2 separate regions of the Homo sapiens genome follow, and region 2 is linked to region 1. Evidence: chromatin loops called from intact Hi-C (ENCODE). Cell type or tissue: PC-9. All regions are shown on one strand. Links, peaks and the distances in the headings refer to the core of each region. The heading gives the core; the rest is flanking DNA.

Region 1 (7,444 bases), core at 1,194-6,193:
CAAGGTCTGATTTTTCACTCATGTAAAAATACAAAAAATTGCAACCTCCGGCATAAATGGGTTAATTTCTACAAATGGCTGAGATTCTGGTCAGTGGGATGGTGTCCCCTGATAAAGGAAGACAAGCTGATAAACTGTCCCAAGGGCTCTGGGAACTGTAACAGAGCCCCCAGTGTCCCAGTCTGAGAGCACCCATCTCACCTACCTGGCAGAAAGGGGATGATCCGCTGCTTGGGGTCCTTCTGTCCTCCTTCCATGGGAAATTTGTCCAACATCTGCATCTAAGTGGGGGGCGAATACCAAAAACAAAAACCTTTCATAATGCACTAAACATCATCTAGGACATTTTAAAGAAATTATGTGAAATATGTGATGTGATATACTAAAAGTTCACTGCGTTCAGCTTTCCAGAAACCCAAACTAATGGGAAAGGCAATTTCAGTTGGACCTAGAAACCCCATGAAAACAATGTTTATATCCACAGCCGCCAGATTTGTGAAGGTTCAGAGTTAGGAGAGACCATTCCCGGCTTTCCTGGGGTTCTCCATCCACAGGATCTGAAACGTGAACAACACTCTCAGGGCCACCAGGATTTCATGGACAGCAGGTCATCCTGCTCCTAAGTATTTCTGGGTTGAGGTAAGGAATAAATCATTAGCATCCAATCAATGTGGTTCGGTTCATGCTTATGAGGGCACTATATTCCCCTGACCCAGGAAGAATTCTTCAGGTCGGCTCAACAGATAGCTTTGGGCCTGGCTCTGTGCTAGAGGAACAGGAGACAGCGAGGAAAAGATTCATAATCTAGAGAGGGGACTGAGAAGAGAACTGATCATTAAAAGGTGGTGCAAAGAGAGGGAGGTGTAGGCTGCTGTGGGGGTAGAGGTACAAGAGGGCAGAGTCCCCAAAACAAAAACCTTTCATAGTACCATAAACGTATCTCTGAAAGCTTCAGGGACTTCATGTGAAATATCGGATTTGGCATACAAAATCACGAGGATCTGCTTCTTACTCCCCATGGGGTCTTAGGAAAGTGACAAAACCTTTTAGGACCTCATCTTTAAGTCTGCCATAAGGACACTGACTTGCAGCGTTATTTTATGGATTAAAGCTGGGCTGCGGAAGTCATTAACGCTGTTGTCAAATATTTCTGGTTCTTCTTCTGAGCACATGGTAGATTTGTACTTTCCCCAGTCCCTTGAAGTAGGATGTGGCCAATCCATGTGAGCTGGAGACATGTGTCACTTCAGGGTGGAAGATGATGACTGGTGGATGCTTTCCCACTTGCTATTTCCCTCTTCCATGGGGATTGGCCACTCTCCAGAGCCTGGCTTCTCTGCTGGCCGCGGTCATGGGATGAGGTCCAAAGACCCCAGTGACCTCTGCTGGACATGTGGCCTGAGTGAGCTATGCCAAGATGCTCTGGTTGTATAGTGAGGTTATCTGCATAAGCAGCATCTTAACCTACCCTGTTTAGTACACGGGTCAAGGAATCAAAGCAGATGGTGAGGGAGAAAGTCCCAAGCCTTGTGGAGTAATGGCTGGAATGTGAAAAGCCTGCCCACAGGAAAGTCACTCTGGCACTTGAGATCTGTCCCTCTCATGGAATAAAAGAAACTTTGAAAAGTCCAGGAGAAATACACCAGCTATTGTGTAGGCATTTGGGGAGGGAGGGGAGGACCCGAAGTGGGAGAGAACAGAGATATGTATACGAAACACCTACTATCTGCCAGACATGGGCTAGATTCTTTAGAAACATTCCCTCATTAAATCCTCGATCATTGCTTTAAGGTGGACCTGACTGTCCAGGAAACTGAAGGCCTGTAGCCAACAAAGCGGAGGGGCCAGAGACTGAAGACCACTTGCTTCTTTATCATCAAATCACCTCGCCTCTGAAATGCTACAAAGACAATTAAAAAGGCCAGGGCTGCTTTCCCAGGCTGGAGCTCCCGGCCTCTTTGGTGCTGTTCTACACGATGCCCTGGGCAGGTGAGTCAGCCTCAGCTTGGCTGCGCATCCTGGAAGCTGCTGGAATGCACGGCCTTGCCCCAGAAGTCTTTAAACTTTTAAACTGTGGGTTTTTTTTTTTCCTTCTCTCTTTTTTCCCTTGGTCGCTAGCTACAGGTTTATTAATCTTTATCGTTTCAAAGAACTTGCTTTTAGTTTCACTGATTTTCTTTATTCTTTTTCTGTTCTCAATTTCTTTTCTTTTTTGAGACAGGGTCTTGCTCTGTCACCCAGGCTGGAGTGCGGTGGCACAATCATGGCTCACTGCAGCCTCAATCTCCCTGGGCTCAGGTGATCCTCCCATCTCAGCCTCCAGAGCAGCTGGGACTATAGGCGTGTGCCACCATGCTCAGCTAATTTTTTTGTATTTTGTACAGATGGCTTTTGCCATGTTGCTCAGGCTGTCAATTTCTTATCTTAATTACTGCCTTTCTTTTGTGTGCTTTGGGTTATCACTTTTTTTTTTTTTTTTTTTTTGAGATGGAGTTTCCCTCTTGTTGCCCAGGCTGGGGTGCAATGGCATGGTCTTGGTTCACTGCAACCTCCACCTCCCAGGTTCAAGAAATTCTCCTGCCTCAGCCTCCCAAGTAGTTGGGATTACAGGCGCCTGCCTAACTTTATTTTTAGTAGAGACGGGGTTTTACCATGTTGGCCAGGCTGGTCTCGAACTCCTAACCTCAGGTGATCTGCCTGCCTCGGCCTCTCAAACTGCTGGGATTACAGACATGAGCCACCACGCCTGGCCTGGGTTTTCACTTTCTAGTTTATTTTAATTTTTAAATTTCTAAAATTTAATTTTTAATTGACACATAATAATTGTATATATTCATGGGGTACATTAGTAATGTTGATTCACATAATATGTAGTGATCAGATCAGCATATTTACACATTCATCATCTCAAACATGTATCATTTATTTGTGTTAGAAATATTCAATGTTTTCTTTCCAGCTATCTGAAACTATATAATACGCTATTGTTAACTATAGTCATCCCACAGTACTATAAAACACTAGAACTGGCCAGGCGCGGTGGCTCACACCTGTAACCCCAGCACTCTGAGAGGCCGAGGTGGGTGGATGGCCTGAGGTCAGGAGATCGAGACCAGCCTGACTAACAGTGAAACCCCCTCTCCACTAAAAATACAAAAAAATTAGCTGGGCGTGGTGGCGGGCACCTGTAATCCCAGCTACTAGGGAGACTGAGGCAGGAGAATTGCTTGAACCTGGGAGGTGGAGGTTGCAGCGAGCCGAGACCGCGCCATTGCACTACAGCCTGGACAACAAGAGCAAAACTCTGTCTCAAAACAAAAACAAAACCAAAAACACTCAAAACACTAGAACTTATTCCTCCTATTTAGCTGTGATTTTGTTTCCTTTTACAAATCTCTCCCTATCTCCCCACTTCCCCCTACCCTCCCCAGCCTCTAGTTATCCTCTGTGCTACTTTTCACTTTATGAGATCAACTTTTTTAGCTTCCACATGTAAGTGAGAACTTTATGTTCCTGGCTTATTTCACTTAACATAATGTCCTCCAGTGGCATCTATGTTGCTGCAAATGACAGGATTTCCTTATTTTTGATGGCTGAATAGTATTCAATTGTGTATGCATACCACATTTTCTTTTTCTTTTTCTTTTCTTTTCTTTATTTTGAGACAGAATTTCGCTCTTGTTGCCCAGGCTGGAGTGCAATGGCACGATCTTGGCTCACTGCAGCCTCCGCCTCCTGGGTTCAAGCGATTCTCCTGCCTCAGCCTCCCCGGTAGCTGAGATTACAGGCATGGGTCACCACACCTGGCTAATTTTTGTATTTTTAGTACAGACGGGGTTTCACCATCTTGGTCAGGCTAGTCTTGAACTCCTGACCTCAGGTGATCCACCTGCCCCGGCCTCCCAAAGTGCTGGGATTACAGGCATGAGCCACTGTGCCCGGCCCATACCACAATTTCTTTATCCATTCATCTGCTGATGGGTACTTAGGCTGATTCCACACCTTGGCTGCTGTGACTAGAGCTGCAATCAACATGGGATGTATTATCTCTTAGATATACTGATTTCCTTTCCTTTGGATAAATGCCTAGTGGTGGGATTGCTGAATCATATGGAAGTTCTCTTTGCAGTGTTTTGAGGAACCTCTACATTGTTTCCCATGGTGGCTATACTAGTTTACGTTCCCACCAACTGTGTGTAAGAGTTCCCTTTTCTCTACATCCTTGCCAGTATTTTAAACATGTGGTTTTATTTGTGGTTTTGAGTCATTGTCCCCTGTTCTGTTGCCTGGTGAGGTGGAAATGCTTGGTCCACTGTCATTCAGAGACAGGTGAGGCCACAGTGGGGACTTGCTGGAAAAGGCAGCCTTCTTTTTGTGAATCCAAGAGCTCTTCAATGCCAGCACATAGTAGATGCTCAATAAAAACGGGCTGAACTTGATGTCGATGAAGAGAGGTTGTGAGTGGCGAGGACAAGGGGCTATGCTCTGTACTTTCCAGTCAATTTTTCTGAGAACCTAAAACTTCTCTAAAAACTAAAGTTTACTGATTAAAAAAAAATTGGCTGAACCAATGAACGCAACTGAGCAAACGCTTTGGGAGGCAACTTCAGGAGATGTTTGCTAAGTAACTCTGAGGAATAATATTCACATTACTAATACTAAATAATAATTAGTAATCACAACTAACACGTATATAACAGTTCACAGTGAACATGTCCTCTCATATACGATTTCATGTGACCTTGACAGTAACTCTGTGACATAAATGTTACATTCCCCTTGTCACAGATGAGGTAACTGAGAAGCAGAGAGGGCAGTGAACTTGCCTGAAGTCACACAGCTAAGTGGTGTGTCCAGCCAGTCCATGCATCTTTGTCTAAATTCCATTCTTTTTGCCTAAGACCACTCTTTGAGGCAGCTTCAGAGTGTCACGTGAACACAAAAGTCAGCCTGAGATGAGGTAAGTTTAATATTCTGTGCACATGTGAACAGCATGCTTTCTTTTCGAAAGCAGAGCCATTAATCAGTCTCAGCTGTGGAGTATGTTAGAGATTTATAGGTTTTTGCCTAACACTATCTACTTTTTCCCTTCTCAATTTTATTTGTTAAGACAATGAAACACCATTAAAGGGAACTTTTTTTTTTTTAAAGAATGCACCAGTAATCTGTCCACCCTAACATGACTATTTCCAATCTCCGGGTTCCTTTGGAGTCCCTGCCTGAATGTACATGTCAGCCAATGAGTCCCTGCCACTGCTGTGTTTTTCAGTCCTCAGAGGGGTCTCTACTGCCTGGTCTTAAGAAGCTGCTCTCTTGCCCTTTGTCCTGACTTGATTTTACCCAGATCAGCATGGCCCAAGGAGCTGAAAGGCCTCCCTTTGTTTTATTTGTTGGAGGTGGCAGATCTGGGTTTAAATACTGCATAGTCTAACCACAGACATGACTGCTGGGGACCCAACAGCCCTGGGGTTCAATCCTGATGCTTCCTCATGCCAGCTGTGTGTCTTTGGCCAGACACTTCATCCCTGAGCCTGTTTGGCCGTCTGCAGGATGAGGGACGCAGCCTGCTCCGCGGCGGGGCTGGGTAAATGAGTGCTATGTGGAAACTCTGGGGAGCACACCAGATGCTCAGCAAGAAATCCCCGCTCCTTACACTCTGCCCATATTGAATATGTTATTTTGAAAGTTATTTGGGGATAACTTTTAGTAGTCTGTAAGGCTGTGTGGTTTTTTTTTTTTAATCGTGTTAAATATACACAAGAGAAGATTTACCATTTCAACCACACTTGGGTGTACAGTTCAGTGGCATTCAGCACATTCACAATGTTGTGTAAACATCACCACCATCCATCTCTGGAACCTCTTCATCATCCAAAACTGAAACTGTGACTCCCCCCTCTCCCTCCCCCTGGGCCCTGGCAACCACTACTCTGCTTTCTGCCTCTATGAATCTGACTGCTGTAGCTACCTCCAATAAGTGGATGACACAGTACTTGCCCTTTTGGGACTGGCATATTTCACTTAGCATAAGGTCCTCAAGCTCCATCCATTTTATAGCATGTGGCAGAATTTCCTTCTTTTTTAAGGCTGAATAATATTTGATTGTGAGGCTGTGTTTTAAGGTTGGCAAAAAACCCCTCAGGACTGCCCGGGTGGCCCCGTGGCTGTAGCAGGGCTGTCTGCTGGCACTTTCTGCCATCATGGAGGTGTTCTACATCTTGCTGTCCAATCCAGTGGCCACTAGCCTCCTGGTAGCTATTGAGCAGGTGAAATGCTGCTCCTGCAACTCAGGAGCTCAATTTAAAAATTTTCTTTAATTGACTTGAATTTACATTTAAATACCCTCATGTGACGAGCAGCTGCCATCCCGGACAGTGCAGGGCTGGACTATCACAATATCCTCCTATTTAAACCACATCCAATTTTATTTCGTTTTCTTCATCACTGTGTCCAATGTCAACGGCCATCTGTGAGTTTGCTAGTTGCAAAGACTAGGACTCAGGATAAGATGCTGGGGGATTAGAGCCCTGCAAGCTTTCCTTGCCGAGCTGGTCTTGGTGTGTCCAGGTTTACGGCCACCAATTGCATCTATGCAGAGAACTGTAACACTAGGCATCCAAAGGCCTTGAAGTAGGTTCTCCAAGGGACCAGGCCCAGGCTGTCTGCAGCAGCAGGAGCAGAGGCATGCTCCTCAAAGCCTAACCCATGTCATCCTTGGTAATGAGAAAACCCACTACCCGCGCTCCCCCCAGATAACAAAAGAAGTGGCGCTCAGGGTGAGGAGGACTGGAAACTGAAGAGGAAGATGAGTCATTTGGGGAGTAGGAAGGGAGAAGGAGTCACATCAAGTTGCCACATCACAGGCTTCCAAGAAGAAAGAGAGAACACTCCATCAGCAGTTTTCAAGACATCAGCTTGCGGTAGAGGGAATGCGAGACACGCTGTCCAAAGAACACGCCATGGAAGCTGGCCACCACACGTGGTTTGCGTTAGCAGCAGCCATTGAGGCTGGACTTGGGAGGGGTTTACCCCCTCAATATCACAAAACCCCCAAGTCCCAGCGGAGCCGGAGCAGGAAGTGGAGAAAGGCCTGGGGCCATCATGCGCAGCTGCAGGCTGGCAGAAAGCCACAAGGTCCTGGGGCAGGGCTTTCAGGGCCCTGAACACAACGGTGTCCCTGGGCCTAGTCTACCATCTGTGGTTTGTTGTCTTTGAGGATTCTGGCCCCTCCACGAGCTGGTCTAAATATCAATGTGTCTGGTGTCCTGATGGACGTGCTGCACGGAGGCTGCCACCACCTCCGGTCTGTCCGCTTCTCTCCATACTTACTGCTCCCCCTAAGTCCAGGCCTGTATTTTCTCAGTTCAACCCCCTTACTACTGTTGGCCCTCTCTTCTGCCCCACTACCTCCTCACTGGTACACGGTAAGCACCTGTTAGATATT
Region 2 (7,444 bases), core at 1,575-6,574, 95 kb before region 1:
GCCTGTAGTTCCAGCTACTCAGGCTGAGGCAGGAGGATTACTTGAGCCCAGGAGGTCGAGGCTGCAGTGAGTTATAATAGTGCCACTGTACTCCAGCCTAGGCGACAAAGTGAGACCCTGTTTCAAAACAAAGAAAAAAAAAAGACTGGTTCAGGGAAAATCATCAATGGATGCTAAATTTATGAAGGAAATTTTAATGTAGCACTTGATATTTATTTGACTGTCTTAAAATATCTTGCCGTAGATTGCTTATTTGTTGCAAGAGAAAAAAATAGTAACTGTAGAGAAGAAAAAAATTGACAACACCTTGACCAAATGATCAAAATTAACATCACCAAAGTGGGGCAGATGGACACCTTGTGCCTTCGAATGGGATACCCTGAGAGTGATGGAGCACCACGTGTACGATGTTCAGACTGGGGATGCATAGCCTGAATGGAATCATGAGGAAATAACAGTCAAATGCAAATGGAGGGACATTCTGTAATAAACATGAGGGCTCTATTTTTAAAAAGGTCAATGTCATTAAAGTTAAAGAACAGCTGAGAAACTGTTTCAGATTACAGGAGATTAAAGAGACACAATTCAATAAAGGACATGATTGGGTCAATTGATAGAACTGGAATATAAATGGTAGGTTAGATAAATATATTGTATTGGTGTGAAATTTCCTGAAGTTAACAACCGCTCTGTGATTATATAATAAAAGAGAATGTTCTTATTCTTAGGCAAAACATGCTGATGTATTTAGGGGAAGAAATGCGTGATATATGCAACTTATTCTCAAATGTTTCCTCCCCAAAATTTACATACAAGAGAACCAGTGGAGCTGGGCTGGGTGGCTCACACCTCTAATCCCAGCACTTTGGGAGGCCAAGGGCGGGGGGTGGCAGGGGGATCACTTGAGCCAGGAGTTTGAGACAAGCCTGGTTAACATGGTGAAACCCCATTTCTACTAAAAATACACATACACAAAATTAGCTGGGCGTGGTGGCGCGCACCTGTAGTTTTAGCTACTAGGGAGGCTGAGGCAGGGGAATCGCTTGAACCTGGGAGGCAGAGGTTGCAGTGAGCCAAGATCTCGCCACTGCACTCTAGCCTGGGTGACAGAGTGAGACTGTGTCTCAAAAAAAATTGAAAAAAAAAAAAGAGAGAGAGAGAACCAATGGGATAAAATGTTAACAATAATTGCAAACAATATGTTGAAATTCAAACAAATTTTTTGAAATTATTTCCAAATAATTTATGCTACCGCATGTGTCTTCAGGTCAGCTGAGGCTAATTAATCAGTTGGCTTTCACTCCAGCAGAGGGTTGCGTCCAGGCCCACCTCAGGTGTCTCTCATCTTCCTTGGACCACTGGGCTAGGCAGAATATGGTCCTCTCATGATTAAGGCACTAGTACAAGAAAGGAGGCACAGCCAACTGCAGAAACACAGGTGGGGCCCACTGCTGCGTCACATCTGGCAACATCCCACTGACCAAAGCAAGTCACATGGTCAAGCCCAAAGTCAGAGTGGGGAAGTACATTCTGTCTTTAAAAGCAAACCAAAACAAATTGATTTAACAGCATTTCCGATGAATAATATAACCACATTGAAGGAAAGAAAAGAACAAATCCGTATGAGGACACTATATATTTGTCCTTGGTTTTGGTCAGGGTTGGGGTTGGGAAGCAAATTGCAAACAAACCCTGACTTCTGTTTTATTAGATTTGATTTTTGTACTGAAATGGGCAAAACAACACAAAAATTATCTTTGGTATATTATAGGATTGAGCAAATGAGTAGATTTGATAGTAGACATTGATATTATTGGAGGCCAGGGTTCTCACTGCGGAGGAAGGGAGATGTAAGGATGGGGGAAGGCCAGGAAGTACTTGGTGGGAGAGAGCGCAAAGTCCCAGGCAAGAGGTGTGGACACATGGAGGGGTGAAAAACTGGGACCAATAATAAATAGTTCAACCTACCACAGGTGGCCAATGTGAATACATGGTAATACATGGTAGCTATTTAGAAAAATATTTGTTAAATTACAGCAAGCCAGGAATCTAAGTTAGTAGGGATGAAAATATTGCTTTTGGCTCTGAAAGGGCAATGTCTCAGCTAACAAGTAGCAAAGAGAGAGGCTGATTCCCCCAGCCTGCCTAATTATTGAGGCATCATCTCTACTTACTGAAAAACCACGGCAAGGAGGCTGTCCAAGTTCAAGTGCCTGATTTGATCTTTCCATGGGAGGAGCAAGCTCAGGGAGATGACAAAGAACAGATAGATGCATATGATGGAATTCCACATTGTTCATTTATGCTGGGGAAATTAACCACCCACTCAGTCCTGGTCACAGGGTCTCCCTTCTGATGTGGCAGGTGGGACCTTTCAAGACACCCAAGTATGGTTTTTTTTTTTTTTTTTTTTTTGAGGTGGAGTCTTGCTCTGTCACCCAGGCTGGAGTGCAATGGTGTGATCTCGGTTCGCTGCAACCTCCACCTCCCAGGTTCAAGTGATTCTCCTGCCTCAGCCTCCTGAGTACCTGGGATTACAGGCGCCCACCACCACGCCCGGCTAATTTTTGTATTTTTAGTAGAGACAGGGTTTCGCCATGTTGGCCAGGCTGGTCTCAAACTCCTGACCTCAAGTGATCAGCCAGCCTCGGCCTCTCAAAGTGCTGGGATTACAGGCGTGACCCACCGCGCCTGGCCCCAGCTATAGTTTAGACGGTTGCTGGTTAAGCAAATAATTCGAGCAGATGGAATTGGATCTTCCTAAGGAATGTTCCTATTATCTTGTGACTTTTCTTTCTCTAGTCTACAAATAAGAAGATAAACTTTTCTCTGGATAACTGGAAAGAATCCTAGAAATCAGAGTATTGTGCCCTTTGAAAAATATTGAAGAAACTCTACAAAGTCTTGCTCTTCAACACAGTTTTTTGGACTCCATACAGAACACTCTGCATTATGACCAGACAATGGACTTATTGCCACGGTGGAATAAAGGTTAGATTTTAATCTGTGTAGTTTGTGCCTGCCCAGTATTCGTTCATTCTTCCTCCAGTAGTGAAGGCCAGAATTCCCTCTGAAGAGCCAGTTCCTCCCATCTATGACTCTTAGTCCATCTGATTCTGGTGGAGCCCACTTCTTCCCCACTCCAGCGTGGTCCCAAGTCTCAGACTCAAGCCAATCAGTGCATCCCAAACCCAGGATTGCTCTAGGATGGTCATGTGATTCAACTAAGCTAAGAAGAGGCAGATCCAGGACTTTAAAAAACAAACAATAAACTCCTGAAACAACTCCCCAAATAACCAATAAATTGTTAATTTGTTTTTTTTTTTTTTTTTTTGAGACGGAGTCTCACTCTGTTGCCTAGACTGGAGTGCAGTGGCACGATCTTGGCTCACTCCAACCTCTGTTTCTCGGGTCCAAGCAATTCTCCTGCCTCAGCCTCCCGAGTAGCTGGGATTACAGGCACCTGCCACCACACCCAGCTAATTTTTGTATTTTTAGTAGAGACAGGGTTTCACCATGTTGGCCAGGCTGGCCTTAAACTCCTGACCTTAAGTGATCCACCTGCCTTGGCCTCCAAAGTGCTGGGATTACAGGTATGAGCCACCATGCCCTGCCAACCAATTGTTTAGAAGAGCCTTTTCTTCTGCCCATGAATTTTGGAGGAAGTAAACTTGCAGCTGCTTGGAGTCCCTAAAAGGGAAAAAATTGGGGCTGCTCTCCAGTTGGCGAGAGCCTACCCAAGCGGGACACTAACATAGAGGAAAATACAGCTGAGAAAGAGGAAGAATCCAACCCCTGAGAAATAATCTGAGCCAAATTCAGCAATGCTTGAATCTACCCCGTGGAATTTTCAGTTTCGTAAGTCAGTAGTTTTAAATTTTATTTCCTGTAAGTCTCAGTTGAGTTTCTCTCACTTGAGGGTAGGAAAGGTTTTATTTGTCTTTGTCTCCCAAGTACTCAGTGTTAACTCATAAAGAAGCATCCTTGTGTGCCATATTAAAAGACTTAGGGCTGGGCGAGGTGGCTCACTCCTGTAATCCCAGCACTGGAGGCTGAGGCAGGCGAATCACTTGAGGTCAGGAGTTTGAGACCAGGCTGTCCAACATGGTGAAACCTTGTCTCTATTAAACATACAAAAATTAGCTGGGTGTGGTGTCAGGTGCCTGTAATCCCTTTTACTCGGAAGGCTTAGACGAGAGAATCGCTTGAACCCCGGGAGGCAGAGGTTGCGGTGAACCAAGATCGCGCTACTGCACTCCAGCCTGGGGGACAGAGTGAGATGCCATCTCAAAAAAAAAAAAAAAAAAAAAAGGCTTAGGCTTGATCCCCGGCAAGTGAGGAGTAACTGAGGAGCTGTAAGCAGCAAAGCTATATGAAGCGTTTCATGCATTGGAGCTATGGGTGGGTAGACCTTTCAAAAGCAAGCAGTGGCGTGAACCTGGGAAGCGGAGCTTGCAGTGAGCTGAGATCGCGTCACTGCACTCCAGCCTGGGCGACAGAGCGAGACTCCGTCTCAGAAAAAAAAAAAAAAAAAGCCAAGCAGTGGCAGACATGAAATCTTTACCTCATAGCCCCACCCAGCTGAAATTACACACCCTCTGACAACAGGAGGCCAGGGACCAAACTGAGTTGTACACTCCCTGTATAGGTATGTAAGAGATAGGGCTTCTGTTCTCCCCATTCCTCCCTCTCACCATACCTGGACTGCTTTTGGAAGGAAACTTCTAGGGGTCCATGAGGCAGGCCTGCACACATTCCAAGCAGGCAGTAAAGCGCATTTCATTCTGCATGGTGTCATCAGGCATTCGTTAAAGGAATATATGACCTGTGGGTGATTAAAATCTAATGAAAACAGGCATTCTCAGAATGACTTCCAGAATCCAGGCAAGAGAGCACTGTTAAATGTCTGGAAATTATTGTACAGTTAAAGCACCCACACTCCCTTCTCTCCCAGACAACCCTGGGTCAGAATTGATCTTCCCTGTCTTTGTTCTTCTACTGTGCTCATAATCTCTCAAGTGCAACACGGATCGTGATATTGTCAGAGGTGTGTGAACCAGAACAACTCTGTCTTGAATAGGAGCTGAGTAAAGTGAGGCTAAGACCTGCTGGGCTTCATTCCCAGACTGTTAAGGCATCCTGAGTCACAGGATGAGATAGGAGGTCAGCACAAACACAGATCATAAAGACCTTGCTGATAAAACAGGTTGCAGTGAAGAAGCCGGCAAAAACCCACCAAAACCAAGAAGGCCACGAGAGTGATCTCTGGTCATCCTCACTACTACACTCCCATCAGCATCATGACAGTATACAAATGCCATGGCAATGTCAGGGAGTTACCCTATATGGTCTAAAAATGGGAGGCATGAATAATCCACTCCTTGTTTAGCATATCATCAGGGAATAGCCATAAAAATGGGCAAACAGCAGCCCTCAGGGCTGCTCTGTCTATAGAGTAGCCATTCGTTCATTCCTTTACTTTCCTAATAAACTTGCTTTCACTCTACTCTGTGGACTTTCCCTGAATTCTTTCTTGCGTGAGATCCGAGAACCCTCTCTTGGGGACCGAGACCCCTCTCTTGGGGACCGAGACCCCTTTCCGGTAACAGCATGACTGTAAAGTGGAGTTGCTTTGTCTATATTCCCTTCTAGAGGTGAACCTTGAGGTCAGGGACAGTCTTACTCATCTTTATGGTCCCCTGCACACCCCCACAATGCCCTTAATACCCAGTTGTTCAATGGACTTGGTGAAATTTGTAATCTCTAAATAGGCCTTGTGAAACCAAACTACATATGGCCTGAGAAGGATTCTGTACGTCTTTATTTGAGTCTTTGTGGACAAACTGCAACCTAACTTAGTAAGTAGACAAGATTGAAAACCTAACTTAGGAGTATGCGCCTGTAACAATAGCTGAGTCCTGGCCAATCCCAGTGGCCATCCTTCAACCACTCATACACTGCTGAGTGTTCAAACTGTGTTCAAATAAGGCAAACGCCAACCTGTAACCAATCCGGCTGTTTCTGTACCTCACTTCTGATTTCTGTATGTCGCTTCCCTTTTTTTGTCTATAAATTTGTTCTGACCATGAGGCATCCCTGGAGTCTCTCTGAATCTACTGTGATTCTGGGGCTGCCTGATTGGTGAATTGTTTTTTGCTCAATTAAACTCTCTTAAATTTAATTCAGCTCAAGTTTTTCCTTTAACAGCCTGACTTTATTTTGTTATATATATATATTTTGAGGTGGAGTTTTGCTTTAGTTGCCCAGGCTGGAGTGCAATGGCGCCATCTCGGCTCACCGCAACCTCCGCCTCCCGAGTTCACGCGATTCTCCAGCCTCAGCCTCCTGAGCAGCTGGGATTACAGGCATACGCCACCATGCCTGGCTGATTTAGTATTTTTAGTAGAGATGGGGTTTCTCCATGTTGGTCAGGCTGGTCTCAAACTCCCAACCTCAGGTGATCTGCCCACCTCGGCCTCCCAAAGAGTTGGGATTATAGGCACAAGCCACGGTGCCCGGCAACAGCCTGGTTAAAAAAAAAAAAAATTGGGCCGGGCATGGTGGCTCACGCCTGTAATCCCAGCACTTTGGGAGGCTGAGGCGGGAGGACCACGAGGTCAGGAGATGGAGACCATCCTGGATAACACGGTGAAACCCCGTCTCTACTAAAAATACAAAAAAAATAGCCGGGCGTGGTGGCAGGCGCCTGTAGTCCCAGCTACTAGGGAGGCTGAGGGAGGAGAATGGCGTGAACCCGGGAGGCGGAGTTTGCAGTAAGCCGAGATCGCGCCACTGCACTCTAGCCTGGGTGACAGAGTGAGACTCCGTCTCAAAAAAAAAAAAAAAAAAAAAAAAAATTGAAAATAAACATGCTCCCTGAATCCATATGTTTATTAAGACTCTTTTGTGGCCAGTGACAGAAACTTAACCCAGTCACTTAAGAAAATCGCTGGTTCATTGATTCACCTTCAGGCACAGCTGGATGCAGAGTTTCAAACAGTGTCACCTACACTCTATTTTTGTTCTGCTTTCCTTTGTATTAGGCTTTGTTCTCCTGCAAGCTCTGCGCTTGAGATGACCAATATGGTTACTAGCATCTGTAGGCTAAATTCAGCCAGCTTGGCAAGTACAGTAGAAAAGAGCTCCCCAAGGTTGGGCGCGGTGGCTCACAGCTGTAATCCCAGCACTTTGGGAGGCGGAGTGGGAGAGAGGTGGTGGATCACCTGAGGTCAGGAGTTCGAGACCAGTCTGGCCAACATGGTGAAACCCCGTCTCTACTAAAAATACAAAAAATTAACCGGTCGTGATGTCTCGCGCCTGTAATCCCAGCTACTTGGGAGGCTGAGGCAGAAGAATCGGGTGAACCCAGGAGGCAGAGGTTGCAGTGAGCAGAGATCGTGCATTGCACTCCAGCCTGGGCAATAAGAGTGAAACTCCGTCTCAA

Evidence for each region. A loop is a pair of places that touch in the nucleus more often than their neighbours do. Peaks named below come from ENCODE experiments on the same cell type or tissue, not always from the same donor. Only the 100,000 strongest peaks of a DNase experiment are listed, where the experiment ranks them.
Region 2: a loop joins it to region 1, with 2.3 times the contacts of the local background. A loop is called at or near these places in 2 of 110 quality-filtered maps.

Annotation. Positions count from the first base shown.
Region 1 is chr5:172,406,072-172,413,515 of GRCh38, forward strand. It overlaps SH3PXD2B (SH3 and PX domains 2B), which reads right to left. Exons shown (of 13, transcript NM_001017995.3): 3 at 206-281. Among named protein-coding and RNA genes, the nearest start is that of SH3PXD2B, 45 kb to the right of the region's middle. RefSeq lists an enhancer at 6,630-7,131. In PC-9, for the core only: no CTCF peak of the experiment used is centred there; DNase peaks (open chromatin) are centred at 1,990 and 4,210; H3K27ac peaks cover 2,782 bases.
Region 2 is chr5:172,310,330-172,317,773 of GRCh38, forward strand. No RefSeq gene overlaps it. Among named protein-coding and RNA genes, the nearest start is that of UBTD2, 30 kb to the left of the region's middle. RefSeq lists enhancers at 5,391-5,480, 5,511-5,600. In PC-9, for the core only: no CTCF peak of the experiment used is centred there; DNase peaks (open chromatin) are centred at 4,622 and 5,112; H3K4me3 peaks cover 1,267 bases; H3K27ac peaks cover 2,799 bases.